Linked DNA regions of Homo sapiens: region 1 is linked to region 2. A link is an interaction called in ENCODE POLR2A ChIA-PET data of the cell type or tissue named here. Cell type or tissue: GM12878. All regions are shown on one strand. Each heading gives the region's core, and the rest is flanking DNA. Links, peaks and the distances in the headings are about the cores only. Region 1 overlaps ABI1 (abl interactor 1). Region 2 overlaps PDSS1 (decaprenyl diphosphate synthase subunit 1).

Region 1 (10,013 bases), core at 2,411-7,410, 66 kb before region 2:
CATGCCCTCTTCTTGTGGAATCAGGGCATGCTACCCTCCTTGCTCATCAGCGTGTTCACCATCCAGGGAGCTCCACCAGGCAAGCTCCACCAGGCTTCAGTGTCTAGAGTTTTATCAGGGCTAGTGCTGTTTTCTCACAGTTTTTGGTTTATGCAGAAAGAAAAGTAACATTAATTAGTGTCCATATGTATTATAAGTTAATGAATTGTTGTCAGGTAAGGCTTATATATTGATTCTAATATTTCCCCCCTTTTTTATGTGAAAATGAAAGTTTATAGTAATATTTTTGTTTTATTTTTATTTTATTTATTTATTTATTTGGACATAGGGTCTCGCTCTGTCACCTAGATTGGTGTGCAATGGTGTGATCATAGCTCACTGTATCCTCAAACTCCCTGGCTCAAGGGATCCGCCCACCCAGCCTCCCGAGTAGCTAGGACTGCAGATGCATGCCACCGTGCTTGGCTGGTTTTTTCATCTTTTTGTAGAGATGGGGTCTCACTATGTTTCCCAGGGTGGTCTCGAACTCTTGGGTTCAAGTGATCCTTCTATCTTGGTGTCCCAAAGTGTAGGGATTACTGTGAGGACTAGTAATTTTTTTTTTTTTTTTGAGATAAGTCTCACTCTGTCGCCCAGTCTGGAGTGCAGTGGCACAATCTCGGCTCACTGCAACCTCCGCCTCCCGGGTTCAAGTGATTCTCGTGCCTCAGCCTCCCGAGTAGCTAGGATTAAAGGCGCCCACCACCATGCTCGGCTAATTTTTGTATTTTTGGTAGAGACGAGGTTTCACCATGTTGGCCAGGCTGGTCTCAAACTCCTGACCTCAGGTGATCCGCCTGCCTCGGCCTCCCAAAGTGCTGGGATTACAGGCGTGAGCCACCGTGCCCGGCCAGTTGTTTTTTTTAAATGTCCTTATTGGCCAATAAAATTGGCAGCAATACTTTGTACTTCTCTTTCTGTGTCTGTCTGTCTCCCCGTCCTTTATTACCTTTCCCCCTTCTCCCCTACTCCTTTGCTTTGTCTGTCTGCCTCCCCTCCCTGTCCCCTCCCCCTTTCTTCTGGAATCTTTTAAAAACAATTTATTAATCTGTGAAATCCATAGTTAGAATAACCCAGACTGTTCCATCTCCCAGTTACCTTTTTTGTTGTTGTTGTTGAGACGGGGTCTCATTTTGTCACCCAGGCTGGAGTGCAGTGGCATGATCTCGGCTCACTGCAACCTCTGCCTCCTGCGTTCAAGCGATTCTCCTGCCTCAGCCTCCTGAGTAGCTGAGATTACAGGCACGTGCCACCATGCCCGGCTAATTTTTTGTATTTTTTGCAGAAATGGGGTCTCACCATGTTGGCCAGGCTGGTCTTGAACTCCTGACCTCAGGTGATCTACCTGCCTCCGCCTCCCAAAGTGCTGGGACCCAGTTATGTTCTTTTAACACATGCATACACACCAGCCCGCCATCCCACCCCTGAGTGAACAAAGAATGAAACTTGAACCATCACCCTTATGGGGTCAGAATATTATTTATTTTTAGGATAGAGAATAGGGGCAATGCTATGGATTTAGTTTCTGTTCCAGGAGTAAACCAACCAAACATTCTTCCTGTGGTAATAACAGAATAGTTCCTATCAAATGAGTCTTCTTACAGATAACTTAAACTCTGAACAAAATATAAAAAACAAAGAGTACCTGAAGAACAACTAATAGCAGACCGAAACTACAGATAAGAGATTGTTATTATACACTTTTAAAAATGAAATAGCCCTGGTTGGTTTGCTACTTTTTTGTGTTTTTTTGAACAGAGTCTCGTGACGCCCAGGCTGGAGTGCAATGGTGCGATCTCAGCTCACTGCAACCTCTGCCTCCTGGGTTCAAGCAATTCTTCTGCCCCAGCCTCCCGAGTAGCTGGGACTACAGTCATGCACCACCACGCCCAGCTAATTTTTGTATTTTTAATAGAGGCGGGGTTTCACCATTTTGGCCAGGCTGGCCTCCAACTCCTGACCTCAAGTGATCCATCCACCTTGGCCTCCCAAAGTGCTGGGATTACAAACGTGAGCCACCATGCCCGGCTGGGTTTGCTATTTTTGTAGCTAGTTTTGCACCATGCTAGACAGCTAAAACTCAGTTAGGAAACTGCATATAGCTTGTGACCCAGAGGGCAGAGTTCATGGTGACCACAACAGCTGGAAAGTGAGTGGAAAGAGAGACCTGAAGGGAAAGAGCCCCAAATTTTGTGTTAAAACTTTGCCTGTATTACAGGCTGAGCTGTGTGTGGAGCGAACTGCATGCAACTCAGCCAAGGATAAAAGAACTGAACAAAGATTTCAGCTGCTGCCCATCTTGGAGGAGAAAGTTTGCGATTTAAGTCAAGCTAAGTTTAGTATCAACTTTTTTTTTTGAGGCCGGGTCTCACTCTTGTCGCCCAAGCTGGAATGCAGTGGTGTGATTATGGTTCACTGCAGCCTTGTCTTCCTAGGCTCAGGTGAAGCCTCCTCCTCCCACCTCAGCCTCCCAAGTAGCTGGGACTACAGGCATGCACCACCACACCTGGCTAATTTTTCGTATTTTTTGTAGAGATGGGGTTTCACCATGTTGCCCAGACCTGTGTCGAATTCCCGGGCTCAAGCGATCCACCACCTTCTGCCTCCAAAAGTGCTGGGATTACAGGCGTGAGCCACTGTGCCTGGCCTACTGTAAACATTTTTTGTTTGTTTTTTCTTTTCTACTTCTTTATCTTTTTAATTTTTCTGCCCTTGAAAATCAAAACATTTTTTAAAGGACTATAGCAGAATCTAGAGTTTCTGTAAGGTATCATTTACCACATATAAAATGTAATCTAAAATTACCATACTTAGGAAGAACCATGAAAACATGGCCAATATTCAAGAAAAAAAGATAATCAATTGAGATAAAACTTGCAATTACATGCATGTTGGACAAATGATGATTTCTTATGTGTGACAACTTGTGGATTCAGGGACTTAAAACTTTTTGTAGTCAAAGGGAATTTTAGGATACTGATTCTAGTCTAATTCATTGTTTTTCTCATGTATCTAAGGTCTAACTGGCACTTACCAGTTTGTTAGCCTCTTGCACTGATATTACTCATTTTCTTTCCTTCTTGGTGTGCTGCTTCCCCTGTAAGGTGTTAACTTGTTTGGTGTATATGATTCAAGGACCAGGAGATAGAAACCATTCTAACTATCTTAAATATAAATTTACTCTCCACAAATAAGTTCCAGAACTCAAAAACTGATCTGCTGGGGAAGCTATAACCACTGATGGTGCCACAGGAATTACTGAGTTTAAGAACGTTATGCAAGGGTTTCAGGCCATGGCTTAGAAAGCTGCTGCCATTGTTGCTGCCTCAACTGCCTCTTGACACCCACAAACCTGGTGACTGGGCATTGAACTTGGAGTCCAGCTGTTGTTTCCAGTGCGGTTGCCTGTAAACATCCAAACAGTTGGAGAATGGACACTGGAGCATCAATTTGGAAAAAAACCTTATTTCTTGACTTACTTTGCCAATAGGAAATGTAAAGTGGTAATAAGAGATCTCCACTTCACTTTCAGTTTCCAAATCCCATGAAAGTATTTTATTGATAGATCAGAAATTGTATCCAGAAGCCTGGTGGTGAGAACAACTGGACAATGTTGATTTTAGCTTTTTAGCTTCTGCAGTGCAAGCAGATATTCTTGGGGCAAGGATCAGGAGGGTAGAATGAAGATTGAATGAGCTGGTTTTACAGCATGGCTTGAAGGAATAACAGTTGAATTGGGTCTTAAAGGAAGCCTGTTCATTTATCATGTTGATACGGAGTATAGATGCATTCCAGTCTGAGGTAATGGCATTAGAGAAAGACATGCATGGTTTTTTCAGGGTGATTAGAATGTAGGGTATGATTTCTGCAATGAGGAAAGTACCTGGAGATCAATTTGCAAAAACCTAAAGTTCTAAATTATAGCTTATTTTCCTTTGATTTGGTTTCATTGCTGAGGCTAATTGTGTTGTGCTAGGGGAGTAGCTGGTATCCTTTGGCTTCTTCTCTGCTTCTTGTATCTGCTGGGTGCTGGAATTACACAGCTCCTGAGTCAGAGCAATATGCTTAGCAGAAATAAGCATCAGTCTTCCTGAACCATCAGATGGCAGACTGACGTGATATGCCCTGAATCAAAGGAAAGGCAGTATCTTTTGGAAATTGGAGACTCTGTTCTTTGCTTTTAGGGTAAACAGCTGGCAATCCTGCTTCTGTTCAATATGCTTTTTGGAGAAATGAATCACCTAAGCCTGCATTCTGCCTCAAATAATCTGTATTTGTGGGGTTAAGGAAGCAAATCTTCAGTCCCTCCCTGTTGATCACAAAGTGTGGGTGAAACCATTTCTTTGTTGTGTCCTAAAATATGACAACGGAGTGTTCTCATTAACCTTAGAATAAAAACTACCTTTTTTTTTTTTTTTTAAATAAAAAGTGACTTTGGAACTGTCCTTGAGCTTGAGTATAAACAGCTAGTTTGGGAGTCTCCTTCCAAATTTCATGTTCTTTTGGTTGTCTGTAAGCCGTTCACTCACCAGGCTACTGCTCAGACCTCTGAAGTCTGAGTCTTCACAGTAGCCTAATCTTGCTTTAAAGTCTGGAAATGGATTTTTACTTCCTATAGTTCAGATACCATAGCATGGCATAAAAGTCTCATTGATGTGGTCTCTTCAACTCTCCTATTTCTGCCATGCCCAGCTTCTTGAAGTGTTGCAGACACAGCTGTAAATTTGTGCGTCTTTGTTTTTCCAATTATGTGTTTGTCTTACCTGGAATTCAGTTTGTCCTGTTTCTGTTCTGCCTAATAGGAACACCGTCTGAGGTCTTCACTAATCAGCTCAGGATAGAGTTACTGGCCCTCTCTTTGTTTTATACCTTCTAACTTATTCCTTCTTTTACATTGATTTTTGGGTATATGTTTGTGTTCCTTACCTTACTCTTTAAAGATAAGGACCATGTTTTATTCATCTCTGTATCTTTATTACATAGTAACTGGCATTTACATAGTTTGATAAGGATATGGAAAGAATAAGACAGTGTGGTGTATTTTGGAGTCATAAAGACCTGTGTTTGAAGCCATGTTCTGTCACTGTGTGATTTTTCCTACCTACCTTTTTGAGTTTAGTTATCTCATATGCAGAATTTGGACAATAGTGCTAACCTTGGAGATTAAATAAGGAATTGCTTATAAAGCATTTACCTTTACATAGTGTTGGCATTATTAGTCATCATATCTGTCATCCCTTTTTTCTCTTATATTCAATCTCTCTTGTGTTCCCACTTCGAATAAACATTTAACATGTGTATGTCTTCCCATCTTAAGTTTTCCTAACCATGCCTTTTGATATATTGCCTTTCTCTGTTGTCAGTTTACAACCAAGTTCTTGAATCTGCTGTTTCCTGGCAGCTTCTTCCTTCAAACATATGTATGCCTCAATCCATTGTGATTTTTTTTTTTTTTTTTAAATAGAGCCTTGCTCTGTCACCCAGGCTGGAGTGCAGTGGTGCGATCTAAGCTCACTGCAACCTCTGTCTCCCGGGTTCAAGAGATTCTTGTGCCTCAGCCTCCCAAGTAGCTGGGACTACAGACATGCACCACGACGACTGGCTAATTTTTGTAGTTTTAGTAAAGACAGGGTTTTGCCATGTTGGCCAAGCTGGTCTCAAAGTCCTGACCCCAGGTGATCTGCTTGCCTCAGCCTCCCAAAGTGCTGGGATTACAGACATGAGCCACCACACCCAGCCGATCTATTGTATTTGACTTTGTTTCCTTCCACTCCCTGGACATTGCTTTTGCAGAGTCATCAATTATATTTGTTCTTAATATAATAGAATTTTTTTTTTTTATTTCATCCTTTGTACTACATAGCAGAATTTTTTTTTACTTCATCCTTTGTACTACATACCAGGTTTGTAATTATGTTTATTTGTATGCGTACTTATTTAATGGCTATTCTTTCTTTTGAGGTTAAGTTTAATGATGACAGGAACCTTATCTGTTTTGTATATCACTGTATCCCTAGTATCTTCAATAGGGCCTGGCAAGGAGTTGATCCTCAAGTCTCTTAAATTTTCAGTGTGTCACTTTAGAAAATCTGTAGTTCTTTGCAAATAGGGCACGATGTCAATTTTATTTTTAGAAAGATTCTCCATTTTGAAGCAGAATGGATACACTCTAGTGTAAAATTTCAATTATCAATTATTTGGTTCAGAATGTTAAACAGATGACTTAATGTGATCACTAAACATTTTTGCCTGCCTGTTTCCTGAAAAAGTCAAAATTTGGGAAATTGAAAAGGATAACGTAGATTAGAATTTGTGTAATAATTTAGTATTACTGGTGTTTGCATTGTTCTCTACATTTCCACTCTGCCTTGCAATTCTTGTGAAATGACCAGGCAAGAGCTATTTAACCAAGAAATAGGAGAGCAAATGGACTTCAGCCATTAAAAAATCCCTGTACCTGTTACTTTTATTAAAAACCCACACCCATTTCTGTCAGATGAGGTCATGTCAATTCTTAAACTTTGCCTTTAGCCTAAAGGTAAAGGGAAGGGAAGCATGGTATAAAAGATTGATCTTATTTCCCCTTGCTGCTCTAGTTTTCTTCTTTTCCCTTTTTTTCCCTCATATTCTGTGCTTCAAACATCCTAATTTATTTACTCTTCTGGAAGTGTATGTTTGTAGTGCTAGTCCCTTTGCCTGGAATGTCTGTCTCCCCTATTTCTTCTGCCTAACTCTTGCTCATTGTTTAGGCTTCGTCTTAATTGTCTCTGCCTAATGGAAACCTTTTCCTTGCTCCCAGAACACTAGGTTTGATTTTTCCTAGTACTTCTATATATACTCCTGCATGACAGATAGCTTCTGTTTGATCTTCCTGATCTATGCTTTCCTTTTTCTCTCCTGTTCTGTGCCCGGTAGGCTTACTTGTATGGATTTTGTCAATCAGTATCTGTGACTTGGATCACAGTTCAGCTAGTGTAGAAAACAGGTAGATTGGAAGCAGTGAGAAAGGCCAATTCAGAATATTTATTTCCCTGGTTTCTTCGCTGTGAGGTTACCTTGGGTTGGCAGTGTCCGGACACAGGTACTGCCTCCTCCAGGTGGTCTTCTCTGTGTGACTTTCTGTTCCACATTGTTGTAATCTCTCCCACCCCTTGCCATTTGGATTTAGAAGTACTGCTCCTGCTGTTAGCGCTACTTCCTATATTTACCATGTTTTCCCCTTTCCCCTCATCACTCCATTGTGTTTACTTCCTTTGTATGTAAATGCTCTGTGAATGATTGTCATTGATTTATTGTATTAGTTTTTGATTGGAAGTCTAGCTAGTATATCCCCAACATGTATTATTTGTGATACTGCCTTCTCTCTCTCAAACAATTGCCTGTTTTTGCCTTTGCCCTCATTTTAGGTAAACAGGAGCCTCAGTCGGTGAAATTCTAAAGCACTCTACCCACTTTAGATAGGACAGTGCTGTTTTAGTTTATATTATATATTGAGAGTCTCTGTAAGACTTGATTTGAAATTAGGGTTGAATAATAAAAAAGGTTTGAAAATTAGTGACTACAAGGGAAAAAATCCTAAATTACTTTTAATGGCATTTAAAGGTTCTTTAAAGGTCTGGCATCTGGCGCCTGCCTTAATTTTTTGCCTTGTCCTAACTCTTCTTAGACTTTTAACTTCCAGGGATAACAAATGTTCTCTCCCATGTTAGTGTCTTGACATATGTTATTACAGACATGCATCACCTAGCTAATGCCCACTCTTCGTTTAGTTCTTATTAACCTAACTTTTTTAAAAGGGTGGTTTTCCCCTGTTTCTCCTTTCTGACCTGTTTCCTGTCAGCAAACATGCTATTAGGAGTCTCTGTTAACTATTTTTGTGGCATCCTATACTTTCCCTTCATAGCATTTATTATTTGAATTATATAGCTATTTGTCTGATTGTTCGGTATGTGCCTTCCATAGGAGGTCTATTATGGTCATTGCTCTATTCCCATTGTCTAGCATGCATGCATGCATTTATCCAACAAATAACAGGGAAGGATGTTAGAGTGGAAGGATAATCACATCATCTCTTTGGAGGAGTATGATGCAGAATTTAGGGCCATTAGAATTCTTTACTTCAGTTAATGAAAAATCAGTGTATCTTTTTAGAGAAATTTTATTGGATTGCAAGTTACAGGCATAGGACAAAAGAGCTTTTTATTTTGAACAGTTTGAGAATAACTTGCTGGTATGATGCTCTCATTGCCCCTAAATACTGTAGTGTGTATTTTCTTTTTTCCTTTTTTTTTTTGAGACAAGTTCTGGTCCTATCGCCTAGGCTGGACTGCAGTGGCGTGATCTTGGCTCACCGCAACCTCTGCGTCCCGGGCTCAAGTCATCCTGCCACCTCAGCCTCCTAAGTAGTTGGGACTGCAGGTGCATACCACCACGCCTGGCTAATTTTTGTATTTTTTGTAGAGACAGGGTTTTGCCATATTGCCCAGGCTGGTCTCAAACTTGTGAGCTCAAGTGATCCGCCTGCCTTGGCCTCCAAAGTGCTGGGATTATAGGTATGAGCCACCGTGCCCGGCCACGATGGTGTGTATTTTCTAGAAACAAATACATTTTACTGCATCACCGTATTACGCTCATCAAAGTCGGGTGATTACCACTGATACATTGCTACCATCTAATCAACAAATTCCATTCAAGTATGCCAGTTGTTCCAGTAGTTTCATAGGAAAGGATCCAGTTCAGAAACATTAAATGTCATGTCTCCTTCATCTTCCTCAGTCTGGCACAGTTCCTCAGTCTTCTCTTGACCTCATCTGACCTTGATCCTTTGTTTTTTGAGATGGAGTTTTGCTCTTGTTGCCCAGGCTGGAGTGCAATGGCACAATCTCGGCTCACCGCAGCCTCTGCCTCCTGGGTTCAAGTGATTCTCCCGCCTCAGCCTCCCCAGTAGCTGGGATTGCAGGCGTGTGCCACCATGTCTGGCTAATTTTGTATTTTTAGTAGAGATGGGGTTTCTCCATGTTGGTAAGGCTGGTCTCGAACTCCCGACCTCCCAAAGTGCTGGGATGACAGGCGTCAGCCACTGTGCCTGGCCCCTTGATTTTTTCTTTTTGAGGCAAGGTCCTGGTCTGTCACCCAGGCAGCAGTGTAATGGTCCTGTCATGGCTCGTTGCATCCTCCACCTCCTGGGCTCAAATGATCCTCCTGCCTTATTTTTTTGTTTTATTTTATAGAGATGAGTTCTCACTATGTTTCCCAGGCTGGTCTCAAACTGGAGGGTTCAACCATCCTCCCACCTTGGCCTACCAAAGTACTGGAATTATAGGTGTGAGCCACCGTGCGCGGCTGACCTTGATACTTTGGAAAATTTATAGCCAGTTGTTTTGTAGAATGTGTCTCCGTATGGGTATGTGTAATGCTTCCTTGTGATTAGATTCAGGAGTTTTGTTTTTGTTTTTGAGACACAGTCTCACTCTTTCCCCCAGGCTGGAGTGCAGTGGCGCGATCTTGGCCCACTGCAACCTCTGCCTCCAGGGTTCAAGCGATTCTCCTGCCTCAGCCTCTTGAGTAGCTGTGACTGTAGGCACACGCCACCATGCCCGGCTAATTTTTTGTATTTTTAGTAGAGACGGGGTTTCACCATGTTGGCCAGGCTGGTCTTGAACTCCTGACCTCAGGTGATACACCTAGGTTGGCCTCCCAAAGTGTTGGGATTACAGGCTTGAGCCACTGCGCCCGGCCCGATTCAGGTGATATATTAAGGATGACTTTTTGAAGGCAGTAGTTTCCTATTTAAAAGCTGCTCCCACTGTCTTAATTTTTTTTTTTTTTTTTTTTTACGTTTTTGTGGTTTATATTGTAAAATTGTTTTCCAAGTGTTTTTAGTTTTGTGTCTTTAGAATCTGTGATAATATGGAAATCTAGAGGAAGCCTGTAGAGAACTTGGCATGCCCATCAAGATGTGATGTCCCTAAAAA
Region 2 (10,013 bases), core at 426-5,425:
CTAGGCACTGTGGTGGTGTATGGGAGGAGAAGACATTAGTCCTTGTTTATTCTGATGTTTTATCCTAGTCCAACACTGAGTTAAGAGAGGCAGGAGGAATAAAGTACATCTTTAAAACAACATGGTTCTGGCCAGGCGTGGTGGCACACGCCTGTAATCCCAGCACTCTGGGAGGCCGAGGTGGGCGGATCACCTGAGGTCAGGAGTTTGAGACTAGCCTGGCCAACATGGTGAAACTCCGTTTCTACTAAAAATACAAAAAATTAGCCGGGCATGATGGTGCACGCCTGTAATCCCAGCTACTCGGGAGGCTGAGGCAAGAGAATTGCTTGAACCTGGGGAGGTGGAGGTTGCAGTGAGCCGAGATTGCGCCATTGCACTCTACCTTGGACAACGAGTGAAACTCCGTCTCAAATAAAAAATAAAAAACAACATGGTTGTTAAACTTTAAATCGTATCAGGATCACCTGTACTGCTTGTGGGGCCTCTCCCCCAGTTTCTGATTGAGTAGGGATGGAGCCTTGGCATGCATTTCTAACAGATGCCACCATCTAACAGGTGACACCAGTATCTCTGGTCTCTGCCAACATTTTGAGAGTCACTGGCCTAGGATGAGGATGGGAATTAGGCATTCTACTCTAAGTTCTAAATTGATTACCAACTGAAAGCTACTGAGGTTTCTGAGCAGAGGGCATTATGTGCAGAGCTCTGCCTTAAGCAGTGTGTAGAGTGGATCTGAGCAGCGGTGCATGACATTGACTGCATACTGGGATCAGCTGGGGAGTGTTTTTTGTTTTTTTGTTGTTTTTCCCCCCCTCCTGTGATGGAGTCTTGCTCCATCACACAGGCTGGAGTGGTGCAGTGGCACGACCTCGGCTCACCACAACCTCTGCCTCCCGGGTTCAAGCAATTCTCTGCCTCAGCCTCCTGAGTAGCTGGGACTACAGGTGTGCGCCACCACACCCGGCTAATTTTGTACTGTTAGTAGAGACAGGGTTTTGCCATATTGGCCAGGCTGGTCTCAAACTCCTGACCTCAGGTGATCTGTCCACCTCAGCCTCCCCAAGTGCTGGGATTACAGGTGTGAGCCACCGCGCCTGGCCTGGGGAGGTATAAATACAGTTGCCTAGATCCTGTTCCCAGAGACTTTGGTTATACTGGCTTGGGGTTTAGCCTGGGCACCAAGATTTTCAACCTCCTCCCGCCCACCCTGGTATTTTTAATGTGCCGCCAAGGTTGAGAACCATGGAATTAAGAGTCAGAGGTAGACAGAACAAACAGGTTACTAGAGTAGGTTATAAAAAAGACCTGAATTAAGATGATAGCAAGAAGAGAGAGAAAAAATAGGTAAAAAAGGAACTGAAGGTAAAATCGATATTCTACAATACTTAGCAACTATTTAGAAGTGTCACCATTAACAGAATACAAAAGCCAGGACACCAAATCACTTCACTTCCTAGATCCGAACTCTAGTCTTGGTTTGGCTACCAGCTGCCACAGCCGAGTGACTTCCTTAGCCCCTGGGGTCTTAGGCTTCTCATCTTCATGACTGGAAGCCCTTGAGCTCTAACAGTCTATGGCTCCACGGAAGAGGTAAGATGTGTTTGATTTTGGCCACGTCAGTGCTTACAGCAGCTGCCAGTTTTTCCCTGGCAGTGAACCTGAAGGATGAAATAAGTTGTCCTGTAACCATGACCATGGTATTAGTAATCCTAGAAGAAAAAATAGGGCATACATAGAAAAGCCGCAGCCAAGTGATCACAGACAAAGAAATAATTTTTTCAGACCAAAATATGTGTCAGAACAAAGCTCTAAACATGTGGAGACTGCTAATGTGTTTACAGAATTTATAGAGCCAGCAACTGGTTAGTTCTTATGAAAACCAGTAATTTCCTTTAGTTACTGGGTCTTTTAAGAAGAAAACAAGCTACTAGAAATCAGGAAAGCCCAAATCAACTTCTACGGTAAAAAAGCCAAATCAAGTAGGTTTTAGTTTTGTTATGAGACTTGTTCTGTTGCCCAGGCTGGAGTGCAGTGGTGCAATCGTAGCTCACTGCAGCCTCAAACTCCTATAGGTTCAAGTGATCCTCTGCCTCAGCCTCCCGAGTAGCTGGGACTACAGGCACGCACCTGGCTAATTTTTTAATTTTTTTTTTTTTTTTTTGAGATGGAGTTTCGCTCTGTCATCCAGGCTGGAGTGCAGTGGCACGATCTTGGCTGACTGCAACCTCCGCCTCCCGGGTTCAAATGATTCCTCTGCCTCAGCCTCCCGAGTACTTGGGACTACAGGCGCAAGCCACCACGCCCAGCTAATTTTTTGTATTTTTAGTAGAGATGGAGTTTTACCGTAGCCAGGATGGTCTTGATCTCCTAACCTCGTGATCTGCCCACCTCGGCCTCCCAAAGTGCCTCCCAAAGTGGGATTACAGGCGTGAGCCACCGTGCCTGGCCAATTTTTAAATTTTTTATAGAGATGGGGTCTTGCCTTGTTGCCTAGGCTGGTGTCAAACTCCTGGCCTCAAGTGATCCTCTCGCCTGGGCCTCCCAGAGTGCTGGGATTATGGACGTGAGCCACTACACACAGCCTGTTTTAGTTTTTTAATACCACATACCAATACTGGATATCTAGAAGGTTTTATCGTTGACACTGATGTGATTCTCTCGTAGGCATCTGGTGACATTACCTTGTTTATGATGTATAAGCTTTTTCTACAGTACCAGCAAGTGTGGTAAGATATGCTGATTGGGTGTTTTCACTGATGCTTTTACTATAAAAAGCATTGAGAAAGCAAAATTTGAAAAAAATATTTGCATTGAGTGACTACATCCTTCCTTCCAAACATGTCATGTGTGCAATTTTAATATGCAAAATATCAAACTCTTCCCCGGGCACTCCCCAGTCCCCTTAATGTGTATGTGGAAAAGAAAAGAGAAACACAGCAGGAAGAACAGTTGCCTGCAGATTTAGTGACAAATAAAAATTCTGTTTGCTCAGGTGCTGTTTTTAAGAGTAGGAAAACCACCTGTGGATAAATCGGGTTGTAACTCTGTGAAACCCATCCATAAACTAAACTGCTAAGGTGATGAGTATGAGTCTACCCAAACGAAACTGGGTAACACTAAGGCACCAACTAGTCACCACGATAGCATAAGGCCTGTGCAGCTGGTGCAGGGGCTGGTGATGGCATTTGGAAACGTGGCTACAACTGACGTTTGGGTCTAGTGACTTATCAAATAAGGAAGAGAAGCAGAAGAAAGGAAAGATTTGGTTTTTTTAAAAAAGATATTTGAAAATTAAAAAAGTTTCACCAGAGAAAGTAAAACACTTCCATTTTGTTTCTGAAGCTTTCAAAATCCAATTAACATGAGGTTTTTATTCTTAAAGAGAATATGTACACATACGTACATGGGAGGACGCTGTCATCCCCTGGGACTTCTCCAGAAATCCCCAAAACTCTTTTTAAATCCTCTGAACCAACTGTTATCAGGAAACCCCTTAAGAGAGATGTTAAAAATAAAGGAATTCCAAAAGACAGGGAGTTTCTGTCAAGTGCTGGCTGGAGTAAACTCCAAGACAACCCACCACACCAAATTAAAAAGGAAAAGGTGGTTTCCCAAGAATGCTTGTCCTGGTCCAGTGTTCACAAATGGAAAAGTTCAAAGACCATCTCATCAGCAAACAAAACTCACCTACCAAAGGGAAAGGATTACAGACGTCTTAGAACTACTCCACCAAGTAGGTATGTTGTTTACAATAGCAAAGACATGACACAGAGATGATTCTTTGAGTATCGTCAGTGCCCAGGTGGGTTAGTTACCTGCTCTGTGGGAAGGCCTGTGTGGTATCATAGCTACTAACTTCTCAGCATTACCAGTGGCAATAACACTATGTATGATGTAATAAAATGAATACTGGTCTTAGACTTGTTCAGTTCCCTGCTGTGCCATTTACCAGATGTTTAATTTTGGCGAGGTTTGGGCATCAGTTTCTTACTTGCAGAATAAACACCATAATATCTACCACAAAGAGGAGTTGTGAGATTAGAGATAATGTATGAAAGAATCCTTTGTAAACTAAAAACACATTTTCATTAAGTGGAGATATTGCATATTCTTACGTTATTTTTGGAACTTGTTTTTACCTGAATTAATCTTAGTCCCATATATCTTTTGACACATTTCTTGCTAAGAATCTCTTGTTTTACAGTGTATTCCACAAAAGAGCCTAACCTTGCTGTTTTATTAGAAGGCAACTTATAAATACATACTTGGCTAACTTCTGGCCCATGTGCCACAAGACAGAAACATCAGTCTACTTTTGAAATGAGTCCTGTCCAGAGTCACTTCCTGCTTGGACTCCATTCTGTGTTCCCTTTTCTGAGGCTGCAATGTGCCTTTTCAACTCACTGCCTTATGGGCAGATGAGAACACTGCTGTCTGGTGAGCATGAGTAGGTGCCTCATGACTGGGATTTCCCAGCAAAGCACACATAAAACCATGGCTTCGGGTACAGTAATCTTTTTTTTTCCTTTTGCTTGCTTTTTTTAACCAGCCTTTTTTTTTTTTTTTTTTTTTTTTTTTTTGAGACGGAGTCTCACTCTGTCACCCAGGCTGGAGTGCAGTCTCGGCTCACTGCAACCTCTGCCTCCCAGGTTCAAGGATTCTCCTTCCTTGGCCTCCCGAGTAGCTGGGATTACAGGCATGCACCACCAGGCCCGGCTAATTTTTGTATTTTTAGTAGAGACGGGGTTTCCACCATATTGGTCAGGCTGGTCTTGAACTCCTGACCTCATAATCCAACTGCCTCAGCCTCCCAAAGTGCTGGGATTACAGGCATGAGCCACCGCCTAACCAGCATTTTTCAGTCTCTTGTAGATTACTGACAGATACTATGCAGAGGTCCATTTCCCCTTTCCCCCACTATATATGAAAGCAGAGATAGCCATTACTCCTTTGTGTGTGTAGGGGAAAGTAAGTTAGTTTCTTCTGAAATATATTCAGAGTGAAACACAGTCCGAAGAGGCCAGCCTCCTCTCACCCAGTCACCTTAAGGTTTAAGTAGGACTCAACCGGTAACTTAGTATCCTGGGGTTCATAACAAGTACTTAACAATTTGAAGATTTTTACAAATAGAGCAACCAAAACTTTCTCATAGACTTCTCCAGGGAAAAAGGCTTTTTCCTTTTATCCTGATAATCTGAGCCTAGGTAAAGGAATCTTTACCAAGCTAGCTGGATTTCAGCACACTCAGTCCATCTTGCTTTCCTTCACTCATGTTTACTAACAAGTATCTGAGAAGTAATGTTCGCAGTTATATAGGTTACTGGTAGCCAGTGCCTCATTTTTCTAATCCCCAGCATAACACCTACATGGCTCAAATGTTCCTCACTCTTGCCTTAATGTACAAAAGGAGGTTTTATAAATTTTTGTCAAAACTGGGCACATGTATTATACTCTTTGATTTTGGGCTGGCAAGTAAGCCTCATTGGGAGAGAGGACCTATTTACAGCATACCTTTCACTTCTTACCTCAGCCTCCAAAGTTTGAGAGGATGGAAGCCTTGTAATAATGAGGGTGGGTGTTCCTACCGAGTACCCCAACATCTCCATTCATAGCCTTAGCAAGCTGCCAAAGTAGCCTGGTCCAGCCACCCAGAACGTCAGCCTCCCCTGGGAAGAATCATGCTGCCAATGGCTATGCTAGATAGTGGGTGAAAGATGACCTTTCCTCTCTCCAATCAGAAACCCACCAAAAGCAAGGGCCGTGGTTTCTGTATCACAGTGGAATCACTGAATTTTATGGAGGACATGACTGACCTTTGTAAACGTGAAGACAGAATAGAGGCAAAATCTCTGAAAGACCAAAAGTTACTATAATTTTACACCAAAGAGCTAATGTTGAATTTCATGGCACGGTGATGAACATCTTACTGCTTTGCAACATAACAAATTAAATACTACTAAGATGAAAATCTATTAACGAGATGTTCCAACACCAGCTAATGTCTCACTTATTTCAAGTAACATTCAGTACAGCCACAAGCCATGTGGCAGGGTCTGGAGGAGGCTGTGAGAATGTCTGCTTTGTCAGTCGAGGGAACATCTTTGAAGCTTCCTAAGCCTTTCATTCACATTAAGGGGGACTCAGTCCCTCAATCCGGAGAAAGAAGGAACTATGTGGGTCTACTGCACTCCACTGACTTCCTGACATTTTGAGGCAATGGCCGAGGTTCTAAAGCCTCTCTCAGAGCAGCAGAGTCTCATTAAACTTCTAGAACCGGAGAATTTCTTATGCTTGGAGGCCCTTGATGCTTCCTATGCCTTTTAAGGGGCTCTGAGGACCACCAAAGTCCAGTCCTATAATCAAGACTTAGAAACCGTTCACTTTGCCAGTGGCCAAAATATATGGAAATAATCACGATGCTACCTCAAATGCCTATGGCACACCACAAGACACAAAGATCTCAAATAGGATCTTAGCTAATCCTCACAACCACCCTGGGAGAAAGGTGATCTTCTCAATTTCACAGATAAGGAAACAGTCTTAGCAAGGTGAAATGACCAGCCCCAACATCTCACTCAGCCAGGATCAAATGCAGACCTGTGATCTCTTATCTGAATGCCTTCCCATCTATTCCTTTATGCAATCTTCCCATCAGCTGTGCCGCGGGACATCAGTTCTGTGGGGCTATGCAGTGATGTGTCAAAGGGAGTTTGTAAAACCTACCTGCTGACAGGCAAACAGGACAGGACCAGTGGCTAACCCGAGCTTCAGATCAGCTGATGTTGGTTTGCCCATCTGGTCAGAACACGAGGTGAAGTCCAATACATCATCTATTAGCTGGCAAAAGGAAAAATGGGATGTAAGGAGCACCGCCATGCCAACACTGCTGCCATCGTTCTTACTATTTTGACGATTACACACTAGGGGAGAATGCTGACTGTATCACTACGCCACCATTCTTACAAATAAAAAGCATACTAACCTGAAAAGCTATTCCTACATTTTTTCCGTACTGATAGGCGATCTCATGCACCACTGGGTCGGGACATCCTAGAACAGAGACCTGAAACAGAAAGAGCATTCTGAGATAAGCTGCTTCCAGGCAGCAACAAAGCAGCTGACCCCTGGCTGAAGGAATTCCTTAAAATAGGAGGCAGCGGGGCTAGATTATACACACTCAGGAGATGCTGACATCAGAGGGACACCAAGCATGTACAAAACCGCATTTCCAGTCAAGAATTTCAGTCTCAGATTGTGTTGTTAAATTCTAAGAAAATTCTCCTTCTCCAACCCCTGCTTTCAGACAGGATAAGCAGCCTTTCCCACTGCTTAGGAAAAACTGAGCTACAACTGGACTAGTTCTGCTGGTAACATGCTAAGTAAACCTTCTTGACATGCAAAAGAAACGGACCCCCATCTGTGAAATACTGACTTCTAGCACTCGGCAAGCTAGCCCGATTACTGTTGGCTTTAATCATCTCTATCAATGTATCCCTCATTTCAGGAAGAGATACTAATGTAATCACACACAATTTTCCCATCTGTAGTCCTTTCTTTTCATCATCGTTGGGAATTTCACCTGTTTCTGAATGCAGTTATTTCTTGGTGTGTCCATAAAAATCATCTCAAGCCTCCTGCTTCAGACACAGATATCGCTCTTTCATTATCGGAAGGAACTTCACTGGTCCCACTGTTTCCACATTTCTCTCAAAAGAAGTAACTGTATAAAAACCCTTTTCCCTCCTTTCAATGGGGGAGAAATAAGACTTCTGAAAGTCTTTTTAAAACTCCAAAAAGCTAGCTGGCACCGGCCACTGAAGTGCATTTCCCAGTGCCCTGCTAAGCATGTTAAGCAGGCCCAGCCACATTTTCAGAAAACAAAGCCTGGGTAAAACCAACAAGGGGGAGGGGAGAGACGGTCTGTGTTCTACTGGAGGGGAAATGTCTCTGTTGACTCTCCATGAGAAAGCCAGCTGGAGCACTGCACAGTTGCCTTTCTGTAAGGCTCGCGGATGCTAGGAAACCCTGTCCCCTGACCTTCGGTCGTGCCTCTGTGGCTCTCCAGTCAGGGAGTGAACTTTGCTCAGGCGTCAGTGTGGTGCAGTGCTGCGGGCTCTGCTGTGAGACTGTGGGGCTGCATTTGTGCCCTCTACAAGACCTCGGCATGTTACTGAATCTCTCTTGCTCATCTGTACAATGTAGAAATCACAAGCACTTACCTTGTAGGGTTGCTGTGAGAAACAGACATGATGCTGCATTTAAGCCCTCAGTATACTGCCTGGCACCTGGTTAGAACTCAATGTGTGTTTGCTATTATTATCTCTTTTTAGAAATAGGGTCTCACTCTGTTGCCCAGGCTGGGGTACAGTGGTGCGATCATAGCTCACTGTAACCTTGAACTCCTGGGCTCAAGGGTTCCTTCCGCCTCAGTCTCCTGAGTAGCTGGGACTACAGGCACGCGCAACCACACCCAGCTAATTTTTAATTTTTTCATAGAGATGGAGTCTCACCATGTTGTCTAGGCTGGCCTCAAACTCCTGGGCTCGTGATCCTCCCACCTCCACCTCCCAAAGCGTTGAGATTATCAGGTGTGAGCCACCGCACCTGGCTGTTTGCTATTATTACAAATAATCCTCCTCCACCTCATCCACTGGAACCAGAAATAGGAGCCTTGGCAGTGTCCACGCACCTCTGCCAACTAAAGCCAGGTTGCCTAACGTCCTCAGCCTGAGAATGCTTTTTGACAACTTAATGAGGTCTGTTGACTATGTAGTGCTTGGCCATAAGTACATGGTAAAATTGCATGCACCATAAAGGGTCAGGTGGCCACTGAGTTGAGTGAACAGTAAGCTCATAACTGCTTTCAACAGCAACCACCTTCCCATGAGCAGGCACCGACCCCTGGGCTGTCAGGGAGGGCTCCTTTTTTCAACTGAAGAGTCTGGGAGACCATATGGGGGACAATTCAGAAACTTTCGAGAGAAGCTAAGATCAGCTTGGCTCAAAGGAGAGCATGGCAAGATTTGGGCAGCCTGGGATGTGCTGGGCTCAGGACAGAATGATACTGGGAATCAAGATATTTCCACGTAGAAATAACTGATAGTGAAGCAGTCTCCTGTAGTGAGATTAATGCTGTTTCCTCAACACAGAGCCACAGAGACTATAAGCTTTCTTCCTGAAAAGTGAAAGATTTTCTAAAAATCTATTTCTTTTTTTGGAGACGGAGTCTCTCTGTCACCCAGGCTAGAGTGCAGCGGCACGATCTGGGCTCACTGTAATCTCCACCTCCCAAGTTCAAGCGATTCTCCTGCCTCAACCTCCGTATGCCACCACGCCCAGCTAATTTTTGTATTTTTAGTAGAGACGGGGTTTCAGGCTGGTCTCGAACTCCTGACCTCAGGTGATCCGCCTGCCTCAGCCTCCCAAAGTGCTGGGATTACAGGCGTGAGCCACCGTGCCCGGCCTAAAAATCTGTTAGTGAACATTTTAATGGATTAAAATGTGTGGAGCACATATGATGAACACTTTGTATGATTTGAGTTAAACCTCACAATATCCCACAAATATGGATTATGTGGTTGGTGATGATAAAAGCTAACAATTTCTGAGCGTCCACTATGTGCTAGGCACTGTTCTGAGAGTTCTCACATCTTAAGTCACTTATGAAGTTCGAGAAACTGAGACACAGACGGTACCAGGCATTACATGGCTCCAACACGCTGGAACCTGAATTTCATCCACATGGTCTGGCTCCAGACACTGTTCTCTTCATCACTTCAACACAGGAGTGCTGCTTCTATGCTGGGCAACAAAATAGAACCTCCAAGAGGTCAAGGAATGTGTCCAAGTAAGCATAAAGCTGCAGTCTGTCTGCACTGTCCCCTCTGTGCCCACACATGCTGAACAGAGCTTATTTAGTGGGCAGCTTCTGCCTGACACATGGCGAAGGGACATTACTGCTCAGATTTCAACTATCCCAGATTTCCCTGGGGTAGCATAAAGACCATGCC

Evidence for each region. ChIA-PET counts read pairs that join two places held together with the same protein. Peaks named below come from ENCODE experiments on the same cell type or tissue, not always from the same donor. Only the 100,000 strongest peaks of a DNase experiment are listed, where the experiment ranks them.
Region 1: POLR2A ChIA-PET joins it to region 2 with 6 read pairs; 3 of 35 experiments call an interaction of 5 or more read pairs at or near these places.

What each region holds. Positions count from the first base shown.
Region 1 is chr10:26,799,866-26,809,878 of GRCh38, reverse strand. All of the region lies in intron 2 of ABI1 (abl interactor 1), which reads left to right. Among named protein-coding and RNA genes, the nearest start is that of ABI1, 56 kb to the left of the region's middle. In GM12878, for the core only: no CTCF peak of the experiment used is centred there; no DNase peak of the experiment used is centred there; H3K4me3 peaks cover 950 bases; H3K27ac peaks cover 2,095 bases.
Region 2 is chr10:26,732,293-26,742,305 of GRCh38, reverse strand. It overlaps PDSS1 (decaprenyl diphosphate synthase subunit 1), which reads right to left. Exons shown (of 12, transcript NM_014317.5): 9 at 6,986-7,066; 10 at 6,727-6,840. Among named protein-coding and RNA genes, the nearest start is that of PDSS1, 40 kb to the right of the region's middle. In GM12878, for the core only: no CTCF peak of the experiment used is centred there; DNase peaks (open chromatin) are centred at 1,906, 2,935, 4,395 and 4,945; H3K4me3 peaks cover 738 bases; H3K27ac peaks cover 4,694 bases.